2 separate regions of the Homo sapiens genome follow, and region 1 is linked to region 2. A link is a loop called in an ENCODE intact Hi-C map of the cell type or tissue named here. Cell type or tissue: heart right ventricle. All regions are shown on one strand. Links, peaks and the distances in the headings refer to the core of each region. The heading gives the core; the rest is flanking DNA.

Region 1 (5,724 bases), core at 203-5,202, 300 kb after region 2:
TCAGGAGGCTGAGGCAGGAGAATCACTTGGACCTAGGAGGTGGAGGTTGCAGTGAGCCGAGATCACACCACTGCACTCCAGCCTGGGTGACAGAGTGAGACTCCATCTCAAAAAAAAAAAAAACAAAAACAAAACAAAACAAAACAAAACAAAACAAAAAAAAAAAAAATATATATATATATATATATATATAAAAGTAAGATATTTTGAGGGACAGAGAGAGAGACCATATTCACCTAACTTGTATTATAGTACATTGTTATAATTGTTCTATGTTATTATTGTTGTTGTTATCCCTTACTATGCCTAATTTATAAATTAAGCTTTATCATGGATATGAATGTATAGGGAAAAAAATCACATATATAGGGTTCAGTACGATCTGTGATTTCACACATCCACAGGGGGTCTTGGAACGTATTCCCCATAGATAAGGGGGAACTACTGTATGCTCCAGTGCAGCAGGCCACAGACAAGAAAAATGTTTAGTTTTAAGGGACAGATCAGGGAAGGCTTCACACTGGAGAAACTTTTTACCAAACACAAAAGGAGGAAATGGGTTCCAGGCAAAGAGGACAAATGCAAGGCACAGGAGTGTGAAGCAACATTGCATTTTCTGGGAATTATACTACTTTTGATTGCCATAAAGTTGCTTCCTTCCAGTTTGGAGCCAGAGCATCCAGTTCAATTTATTTCCATTCGCAGGGCCTTTGTTAAATGCCTGCGTGTGCTAGGCCCTGTGTGAGAAGCTTTACATGCATTATCTCATCGAATCCTTGCAGCTTTCCCCCATTATCCAGATGAGAACATTGAGGCTCAGAGAGGCCAAGAATTCAGCTCAGGAATATATTCACATTTTCTGTTCTTTCTACTCCCCACTGTTTTCGCAAGATACCAGGCTACTCCTTTCTCCGATCTTACTCCAAAGGAAAGATGTCCCTACTAGCAAACCTCAAAAGCCATGGCCAGGTGCCCGTTGGATCTGAAGATTATTTCTGCTCATTCCACTGTCTCTTTTCTTACCTGGAAAACTGGAGAGGAGAATGCATATAGAGTCACAAAGTTTTCAATCATTGGCTGGACACTAAATATCATCCCATTCATTCATTTAACAAATCTTTTTTGAGCACCAGCTATGTGCTAGGCAATGCTCTCAGTGCTGTAGACACAAAAGTGAATAAGAGGGACAAGACCCCTGTGGGTGTGGTGGAGCATGCCTATAATCCCAGCTGCTTGGGAGGCTGAGGTGGGAGGAGGATCACTTAAGCCCAAGAATTTTAGTTCAGCCTGGGCAACATAGTGAGACCTTGTGTCTCTTTAAAAAAAAAAAAAAAAAGGCTGGGCGTGGTGGCTCACACCTGTAATCCCAACACTTTGGGAAGCTGGGGCAGGCAGACTTGAGATCAGGAGTTGAAGACCAGCCTGACCACCAACATGGTGAAACCCTACCTCTACTTAAAAAATACAAAAATTAGCCGGGCATGGTGGCGGGCACCTGTAGTCCCAGCTACTCGGGAGGCTGAGGTAGGAGAGTCACTTGAACCCAGGAGGCGGAGGTTGCAGTGACCCAAGATTGCACCACTGCACGCCAGCCTGGGCAACAAAACAAGACTCCATCTCAAAAAAAAGAAAAGAAAAGAAAAGAAAAAAGAAAAAAAGACGGGCCGGGTACAGTGGCTCATGCCTGTAATCCCAGCACTTCAGGAGGCTGAGGTGGGCGGATCACCTGAAGTTGGGAGTTCGAGACCAGCCTGACCAACATGGAGAAACTCCATCTCTACTAAAAATATAAAATTAGCCAGGCACGGTGGCACATGCCTATAATCCCAGCTACTTGGGAGGCTGAGGCAGGAGAATCGCTTGAACCCAGAAGGCGGAGGTTGTGGTGAGCTGAGATCACACCTTTGCACGCCAGCCTGGGTAACAAGAGCAAAACTCCATCTCAAAAACAAAAAAAGGCTTCTGCAATGACTTCTAAGAGTTAGAAACAGGTTTTGAGAGGTTACGTGGCTTGCTCAAGGTCACAGCAATTTTGTTGCACAGGTGAGCTGAAACCCAAGCCTACCTAACTCCCAGTACAGGATGCTTTCTTCTCCCTGGCCATGGCCTTGCCATTGCTCTTATCTCCCTCCTGCTTTGCCTCTTCTCAGTCTCTGTCCAGTAGGATGAACTCAGAGAACCTCACCCGGGCCGCGGTTGCCCCTGCTGAATTCGTCCTCCTGGGCATCACAAATCGCTGGGACCTGCGTGTGGCCCTCTTCCTGACCTGCCTGCCTGTCTACCTGGTGAGCCTGCTGGGAAACATGGGCATGGCGCTGCTGATCCGCATGGATGCCCGGCTCCACACACCTATGTACTTCTTCCTGGCCAACCTCTCCCTGCTGGATGCCTGCTATTCCTCCGCCATCGGCCCCAAGATGCTAGTGGACCTGCTGCTGCCCCGAGCCACCATCCCTTACACAGCCTGTGCCCTCCAGATGTTTGTCTTTGCAGGTCTGGCTGATACTGAGTGTTGCTTGCTGGCAGCCATGGCCTATGACCGCTACGTGGCCATCAGAAACCCACTTCTCTATACAACAGCTATGTCGCAGCGTCTATGCCTGGCCTTGCTGGGAGCATCAGGCCTGGGTGGGGCAGTGAGTGCCTTTGTTCACACAACCCTCACCTTCCGCCTGAGCTTCTGCCGCTCCCGGAAGATCAATAGCTTCTTCTGCGATATCCCTCCACTGCTGGCCATCTCGTGCAGTGACACCAGTCTCAATGAACTCCTTCTCTTCGCCATCTGTGGCTTCATCCAGACAGCCACGGTGTTAGCTATCACGGTGTCTTATGGCTTCATCGCTGGGGCTGTGATCCACATGCGCTCGGTCGAGGGCAGTCGGCGAGCAGCCTCCACCGGTGGTTCCCACCTCACAGCCGTGGCCATGATGTACGGGACACTCATTTTCATGTACCTGCGCCCCAGCTCCAGCTATGCCCTGGACACTGACAAGATGGCCTCTGTGTTCTATACCCTGGTCATCCCGTCTCTCAACCCACTCATCTACAGCCTCCGCAATAAGGAGGTCAAGGAGGCCCTCAGGCAGACCTGGAGCCGATTCCACTGTCCAGGGCAGGGGTCCCAGTGATTGGTCCAGGGAGGCTGGGTAGGTCTGACTATGAGGGGATGAGGAAGGTCGGGGCCTCTTTCTGGCCCCGTCACTGTCGGTAAAGATGGGATGTTCCTCTGGCTTGGATGTCTCATGTCATTGTTTAAGGGACAGTAAAGAGGGAAATGAAAGCTTATAGCAGGGAGAAAAAGATTTGGGGTTCATCTAGGGCTAGACCTAGAGCCAGACGCTAGACCAGGCTAATGTTTCTGTTGCACTGCCTCAGGTTCTTCAACATTCAAAACATTCTTCAATATTCAGCTGGGTGCAGTGGCTCATGCCTGTAACCCCAGCACTTTGGGAGGCCAAGGCAGGAGTTCAAGACCAGCCTGGGCAACACAGGGAGACCCCCCCACCATCTCTACAAAAAAAAAAAATTGTTAAAAATAAGCTGGGCATGATGGCATACTATGCAGTCACAAAAAAGAAAGAGATGATATCCTTTTCAGGGACGTGGATGGCTCTGGAGACCATTTTCCTCAGCAAACTAACACAGGATCAGAAAACCAAACACCACAAGTTCTCACTTATAAGTGGGAGCTAAACAACGAGAACATGCGGACATATAGAGGGGAACAACACACACTGGGGCTTATCGGAGGGTGGAGGGTAGGACGAGAGAGAGAAGCAAAAAAAAAAAAAACTAATGGATATTAGGCTTAATATCTGGGTAATAAAATAATCTGTGCAACCAACCTCCACGACACACATTTACCTGTGTAACAAACCTGCACATCCTGCACATGTACTACCTCTGAACTTAAAAGTTAAAAATAATAATAATACCTGTAATCTCAGCACTTTGGGAGGCCAAGGCAGGCAGATCACGAGGTCAGGAGATCGAGACCATCCTGGCTAACAAGGTGAAACCCCGTCTCTACTAAAAATACAAAAAAAAAAAAAAAAGAATTAGCTGGGCGCAGTGGCAGACACCTGTAGTCCCAGCTACTCAGGAGGCTGAGGCAGGAGAATGGTGTGAACCCAGGAGGCAGAGCTTGCAGTGAGCCGAGATCACGCCACTGCACTCCAGCCTGGGCTACAGAGCAAGACTCCATCTCAAAATAATAATAATAATAATAATAAATTAGCCAGGCGTGGTGGTTCACGCCTGTAGTGCCAGCTACTGGGGAGGCTGCAGCAGGAGAATCACTTGAGCCCAGGAGGTCGAGGCTGACGTTGAGCTGTGATTGTGCCACTGCACTCCAGCCTGGGTAACAGAGCAAGACCTATCTCAAAATAGTAGTAATATAAAAGTTCCTAGATGTTACCAGGTAAAGGAATACAGGCTTATTTGCCACCTGTACTTACAAGAGGCTAATCCCCAGAAGCACCAAGTGAGAGCTATGTTAGTTCCAAGTGTTCCTAGATTCTTGACCTTTTAAGCTTCTTCATGGCCAGTGTGTCTGCGCCTGCCCTCCTCAGCCCAGGAGAACATCTTCAGGATCCACTTAGACCAAAGCATGGGACGGAATCTGAAGAGGGAAACATCTGTCCCCTATGGCCCATGTATTCCACGTCTCAGGAAAATGGCTTAATAGCTAGAACATGCACAAGTCACTTTTAAACTCCCAACAGCTGGATTTGAATTTGGCCAGGGTTAGACTAGTTCAGGCTTATGATAGAGGCTAGGAAAGGATTAGGATTGAATAGTTAGAATCGGGTTAAGATTAGGTCTCAGGCTATGGCTAAGGATGGGGTTCAGTTATGGTAGGTTAGGATTAGGGTTAGGGAGAATTAAGAAATGATCAGGCAAATTTATGATTGAATTACAATTATGTAAATTTTATAATTTGGGCTCGTTGTTATTAGTAGTATATTTGGGATAAATTTAAGGGTTTGGGCCAGGTGCGGTGGCTCACGCCTGTAATCCCAACACTTTGGGAGGCCGAGGCAGGCAGATCATCTGAGGTCAGGAGTTCAAGACCAGACTGAGCAACATGGTGAAACTCTGTCTCTACTAAAAATACGAAAAAAATTAGCCAGGCATGGTGGTGCATGCCTGTAATCCCAGCCACTCGGGAGGCTGAGGCAGGAGGATCACTTGAACCCAGGAGGCAGAGGTTGCAGTGAGCCAAAATCATGCCACTGCACTCCAGCCAGAGTGACAGAGCGAGACTCCACGTAAAAAAAATAAATAAATAAATAAATAAATAAATAAATAAATAAGAGTTTGGATAAATCTTGTTAGACATATTAGAATTATTTTAGGGTTAGTGTTAGAATGGGAAACTAAATAAGATTGGAGTTTGGATTTCATTTGTATTACTCAATTAAATTGGAGTTAGAGTTTAGTTCACATTAGACTTAAGTTGGTGTATGGGTAATGTTTGTGCTAAGTTTAAGTCACAGTCTGGTTATTACTACAGGTAAGCTGGGATCAGAACCAGATGAAATTTAGGCATAACAATATTTTAGGTATCAAATTGGCATGCTTGTGGTCACTTTAAGATTTAGTTGGGGTTATAAATAATGTTACTTAAAGCCTAAGGGTAGGGGTTGGTTGTTGGTGAATTTCAGTTTCATTCAGAGTGATGAGCATGCCTGGATTTGCATGTGGTTGGGTAGGATTAGTATC
Region 2 (5,724 bases), core at 280-5,279:
ACTATTCACAATAGCCAAGATGTAGAATCAACATAAATGTCCATCAGTGGATAAATGGATAAAGAAAATGTATATATACACAATGGAATACTATTAAGCCATAAAAAGGAATATAATCCTGTCAGTGTGGCAACATGGATGAACCTGGAGGACATTACGTTAAGTGAAATAAGTTCTGGCACAGAAAAACAACTACTGCATGATCTCACTCATATGTGGAATCTAAATAAGTTGATCTCAAAAAAGCAGAGAGTAGAATAGTGGTTACCAGAGCCTGGGAGGGTGAGCAGGATGAGAGATGGGAAGAAATTGGTCAACAGCTACAAAGTTACAGTTAGATAAGAGAAATAAGTTGTCATGCTCTATTGTACAGTAGGGTAAATATTGTTAACAACATTGTATATTTCAAAAGAGCTAGAAGAGAGGATTTTGAATGTTTTCTTCACTAAGAAATGATAAATGAATGAGGTGATGGATATACAACTTATTATACAATGTATATATGTATCAAAACATCACACTGTACCCCATAAGTATATACAATTATTGTGTCAATTAAGCATAAATAAAAAGGTTCATCGATTTAAATCGTTCATCTATTTGAACAGTTTAAATTGGCTTATCTGTTAAATATTTCTCATAAAATTGAAGATTTACTTCTCTTGATGTATTTCTCCATAGATGCTGTAAAAAATTGCTCACAATTCTCCAGAAGGAAAAAGGCCACATTATTATTTAGAGCTTTGTAATAATGAAGAACTGAAACAATTAATTGTTCAATAGCCAATAACTAGATAAACAGAAGTTAATTTATTTATGTAATTCTATCCTGCAATAAAAAAGGAATAAACTGTATGCCATATGTGTCTACATAGATAGATATTTAAAAATTAATTTAGGGTTAACATGCAAACTATGCTCGTGTAATATATCAATTAAAACGTGGAACAACACTATATATTATTTATGGGCACATATATGCAGTAAAAGCACAAAAACAAGTATAAAAAGTATTTAAAAAGGTATTAAAAATTTCTTTGTAGTGGTTAACCCTAGAAAAGGAGAAAGCAAAGGGGATATGTGGGATGCACCTTTGGCTGTGCTGATAACATTCTGTGTTGTTTGTTTTAAAGGTCAGAAACAAATGTGACAACATGTCGATGTTTGTTAAATCTGAATGATAAGTACATTAGGTCATATGTTTTACTTCTCTTTATTTTTGAACTAAGTAATTAAGGTATTTCTCTAAATAAAAAATAAATGCTTCTAAGGTCACATTCTCTAAAAAATGTTATTAGTTGAAAAGGGTGAGGTAGAGTGTAGAGAATTAGGTTTGTTCATTAGCAGAAAGGTCAGACAGGAAAAATTTGTCTCAGGTAAACCCAATTTATAATAAGAGTTATTAGTTTGGTGAATGCACTGTATATATCAGTAATATATATATCTTAAAAAGCATGGCTTCATGAAGTAATCAATATTAGGAGCCCATTGTGCCTTCCTCTGTTTTTCTCCATCAATTTCCAAGGTTCTCTTATTTCTATGTTTTCCCACCAGCAGTTACAATAATTTTTACTATTTTTGGGGGTTTTTTGTTTGTTTTTTTGAGACAAAGTCTCGCTCTGTCGCCAGGCTGGAGTGCGGTGGTGCGATCTCGGCTCACTGCAACCTCCACCTCCTGGGTTCAAGAGATTCTCCTGCCTCAGCCTCCCAAGTAGCTGGGACAATAGGCACGCACCACCATGCCGAGCTAATTTTTGTATTTTTAGTAGAGACGGAGTTTCACCATGTTGGCCAGGATGGTCTCGATCTCTTGACCTTGTGACCTGCCTGCCTCGGCCTCCCAAAGTGCTGGGATTGCAGGTGTGAGCCACTGCGCCTGGCGAATAATTTTTACTATTAAATTTAATGGAACTACTTTGGCCAGTCTACACAGCCAATGGGCAGATTATCCTATTGGCCTATGGTAAAGAACAAATCTCCTCTTAGGCCAGGTAGTCAAATCTAAAGAGGTTCTTAACATAAAGACACTATTATGAAGCACAGAATCCATGCTCTGAAAATTCTCTCCCATTTAAAGAAGGGGCAAAAATTTCTGCTGTTCATTCCTACTTAGTCATGAGCTATCCAACAAGAGAAAAAGAAAAAAAAAGTAGGACAAGAAGACAGAGTGTAGGACTAGGTGCGTTGGCTCACACCTGTAATCCTAACACTTTGGGAGGCTGAGGAGAGTGGATTGCTTGAGCTCAGTAGTTTGAGACCAGCCTGGACAACATGGTGAGACCCTGTGTCTACCAAAAATACAAAAAATTAGCCAGGAATGGTGGTATGCGCCTGTGGTCCCAGCTACTCAGGAGGCTGAGGTGGGAGGGTCGCTTGAGCTCGGGAGGTCGAGGCTGTGAGTTGAGATTCTGCCACTGCACTCCAGCCTGGGTGACAGAGTGAGACCATGTTTCAAAAACACAAAAAACAGTGTGCAGAAGCCCCACCATCACTTTCTCAACTGGATTCAAAAGGCAACCATGTCCTACCAGTCCTGGTTCCTCTTCCCCACCGAGTGACAGGAAGAGTGTAAACATGAGCCAACTTAATCTAGTAGGTGAAAATTCATGCCAAATGGTAACTTTCAGTAACTACAGCAAAGTAGACAACTGGCTCCATGTAATATTGAATTAGAATTTCAGCAGAATTAGAATATTTATGAATGCTTTACTATTAATCCCAGAAACACGTGAAAGCTAGTTTGTTACTTAGTCTTAGAGGCTAAAGGCTTTCCGCACAGACTCCAGCACTTTGGACCCAAACTTGACCCCCACATCTTCATAGATTGTAGAAAATGAGTGATAGAACCATGTCTCTAAGTTTCTCACCATTCTTCAGATTATCTGGGTTAGTTTTGTTTTCTAAGTGAACATGTAGTGTGATGTGATTTTCAGAACAACATTGAGCCTTTCCTGTCCCTACCCAAGACATCACCCTCAATAGCTTGCTGATATCTGAAATTCTTTTAGCAAGAGAAAAAGGGCTTTAAGTTTCCAACTAGAGATTAGGTTTCAAGTTAAGTTTTCCTGGGAGAGAGAGCCCTATGGCCAACACTCTAACTCAGATAGAATGGCTGAGAGCAATTTATTTGGGGATCCAGGTTTGGATGGCAGAACAAATGCACTGGCTTTCTCAGACAAAGTGAGGAGACAAGGTTGGAGATTACAGGCAGAATGAAAGCAGAGGCTGCAGACACTGAGAACAAATTTACTATCTTTCCAGTTTGGCTGCAATGACTGCTGTAAGGCTGGGCTGTAGAAATAGTTGAATTGTTAAGAAATCTGATGTAGTGCTTAATTTGTACCAGGTGATTTTCAAATAATATTCACCTGTTCCCACATAAGTTTTTTTTTTTTTTTTTGAGGTGGAGTCTCTGTCACTCAGGCTGGAGTGCAGTGCAGTGGAACCATCTCGACTCACTGCAACCTCTGCCTCCCGGGTTCAAGCAATTCTCCTGTCTCAGCCTCCCGAGTAGCTGGGATTACAGGTGCCCACTAGCATGCCAGGCCAATTTTTGTATTTTTAGTTGAGAGGGGGTTTCACCATATTGCCAGGCTGGCCTTGAACTCCTGACATCAAGTGATCCACCCACCTTGGCCTCCCAAAGTGCTGGGATTACAGGCATGAACCGCTGTGCCCAGCCAATGTAGGCATTCTGATCCTCACTTTGGAGAGGAGAACACTGGGATTCAGTGATGAAACTTGCCCAGTATTATAGCACTAGTATATTGTGAGCCTGGGAATTGATAGCAGGTCCATCTGGCTTCAAAGACTATATTCTTCCCACTCTATTAAAAGCCCTTATTAAATATATCTTCAAATAGGACAATATTTGCTGCCTGAGAGCACTCAAGAATTTCATGAAGTAAATTGGAGAGTTTAAGGATGAATAAAAATCTATAGTTTCAAGATTTGTGCCATGATGGTGATGTCAGTAATACTGATAATAAAAATTAGAATAGCAATCATTCATTAATCACATATTTATTGTGTGAATAATAATATAGGCCAGCTGCTGTGATGCAATTTATATCATATCAGCCTAACAGGATCACAAAATGGCATTATTCTCATCTAACCAATTGGAAAGTAGGGTTTACAGAGTATAAATAATTTGCCTAAAATTCTACATCATGAAAATGATGGGGAGGTCATTCAATCCTGTGTTTGTCTGATTTCAAACTCATGCTGCTAATCATCATGTCGTATTGCCTCCAGCAGAGCATTGATGGAAAAGACATCTGGATATGCACCTGTCATTAAAGAGGTGGAATCTGTAATTTCTTAAAAGCCTTTGCATAGATGTATTGCTTCAGTCTTTAATCAGATGATCAGAAGAGAATAGAGAAACCAGGAAATCAGTTACTGGATTTACGAAGGCAGCTTCCCAGAAAGTAAATTTCTCGGGGTCCCAGGAAAAAAACAAATAAGACCCTGGCCAGTGTTGTTGTTGATACCTATATTCCATCAGTAAGGGAAAGGTTAAGGCAACTATGGTACACATTATTGAAAAGAATATGTAGTCAATAAAATAAATTCATTAAAAGCTTATGATATAATTTTTAAAGGACATAATAGGAAATTGCATGTAGGTATGTTTATAACTATTTATAAAAATGCAGATTATTATTATTTTTTAAACCTTGAAGAATGTGCTCATAGCTGGGATGCAGGCCAGATATTCAGCAAAACTGTGAGAGAACATTTTCCTAAAGAGGAAAGTACAAACACCAGAGAATAATAATAATGATGTCCACCCTAAATTATTTGATGTAATACAAAAATTATATAAACCACCTGGCACATGTGTACTCATCTGCAAGATTTTGGAGGAGATGATTAACACACACACACACACACACACACACACACACAAACTGCTTAATGGAGTCTGTAAGCATTGGTCTTACCTAGTTCAGTGATAAATTCAAATATTGTCAGCTCCTTGGTATGAACCAATCATTCATTTTCTCTCCAAAAGTCTTAGAGCTGGAACAGTGAGAAAAGTCATGAGCTCAACCCTGAAGTGGAGAAGAGGCACATTCTTTGTTTTTCACCAGCCACAAGGCTACAGCAAGAGTATCTCCCTTTACCTGCCTGGATGGGAACCCAGGGGACTGGTGCCAGAAGTCTGTGGTGAGACACAGTTAGGGGCTAATTACTGTATTTCCCTTAATATTCCCAGTTGAAATGTGCCTTTGCCGGACACCAAGGACAGTCAACTCCTATGGGAATATAAATAAGAACTTTTATTATGTACAGATTTTTTTTATTTATAAAGAACTTTCACATCTATAAGATTTTTTAAGCATCACAATAATATTTGATGTAGATAGTATTTTTCCCATTTATTGAGTTTGACAATGTCTCAAAAGTAAATGGTTAAATGAGTATTCAAACATAAACACATTAACTTCAAACCTAAAGCCTGGTTTCATTCTAGGCTTTCTTCCATGTTGCCTCCCTTATATTAGTGAGCTCTATATTTTAAATAATTCTTTTGGGTTTTTTGTTTGTTTGTTTTGTTTTTGTTTTATTTTTGTTTTGAGACAGTTCTGTTGCCCAGGCTGGAGTGCAGTGGCATGATCTCAGCTCACTGCAACCTCTGCCTCCTGGGTTCAAGTGATTCTCATGCCTCAGCCTCCCAAGTAACTGGAATTACAGGTGTGTGCCACCACGTCCAGC

What was found. Peaks named below come from ENCODE experiments on the same cell type or tissue, not always from the same donor. Only the 100,000 strongest peaks of a DNase experiment are listed, where the experiment ranks them.
Region 1: a loop joins it to region 2, with 3 times the contacts of the local background. A loop is called at or near these places in 5 of 110 quality-filtered maps.

Annotation. Positions count from the first base shown.
Region 1 is chr9:122,786,768-122,792,491 of GRCh38, forward strand. It overlaps OR5C1 (olfactory receptor family 5 subfamily C member 1), which reads left to right and starts at 2,166. Exons shown (of 1, transcript NM_001001923.1): 1 at 2,166-3,128. The coding sequence starts at 2,166. The coding sequence ends at 3,128. In heart right ventricle, for the core only: no CTCF peak of the experiment used is centred there; a DNase peak (open chromatin) is centred at 2,334.
Region 2 is chr9:122,482,578-122,488,301 of GRCh38, forward strand. It overlaps a transcript of OR1J2 not described here. Among named protein-coding and RNA genes, the nearest start is that of OR1J1, 7.5 kb to the left of the region's middle. In heart right ventricle, for the core only: no CTCF peak of the experiment used is centred there; no DNase peak of the experiment used is centred there; H3K27me3 peaks cover 758 bases.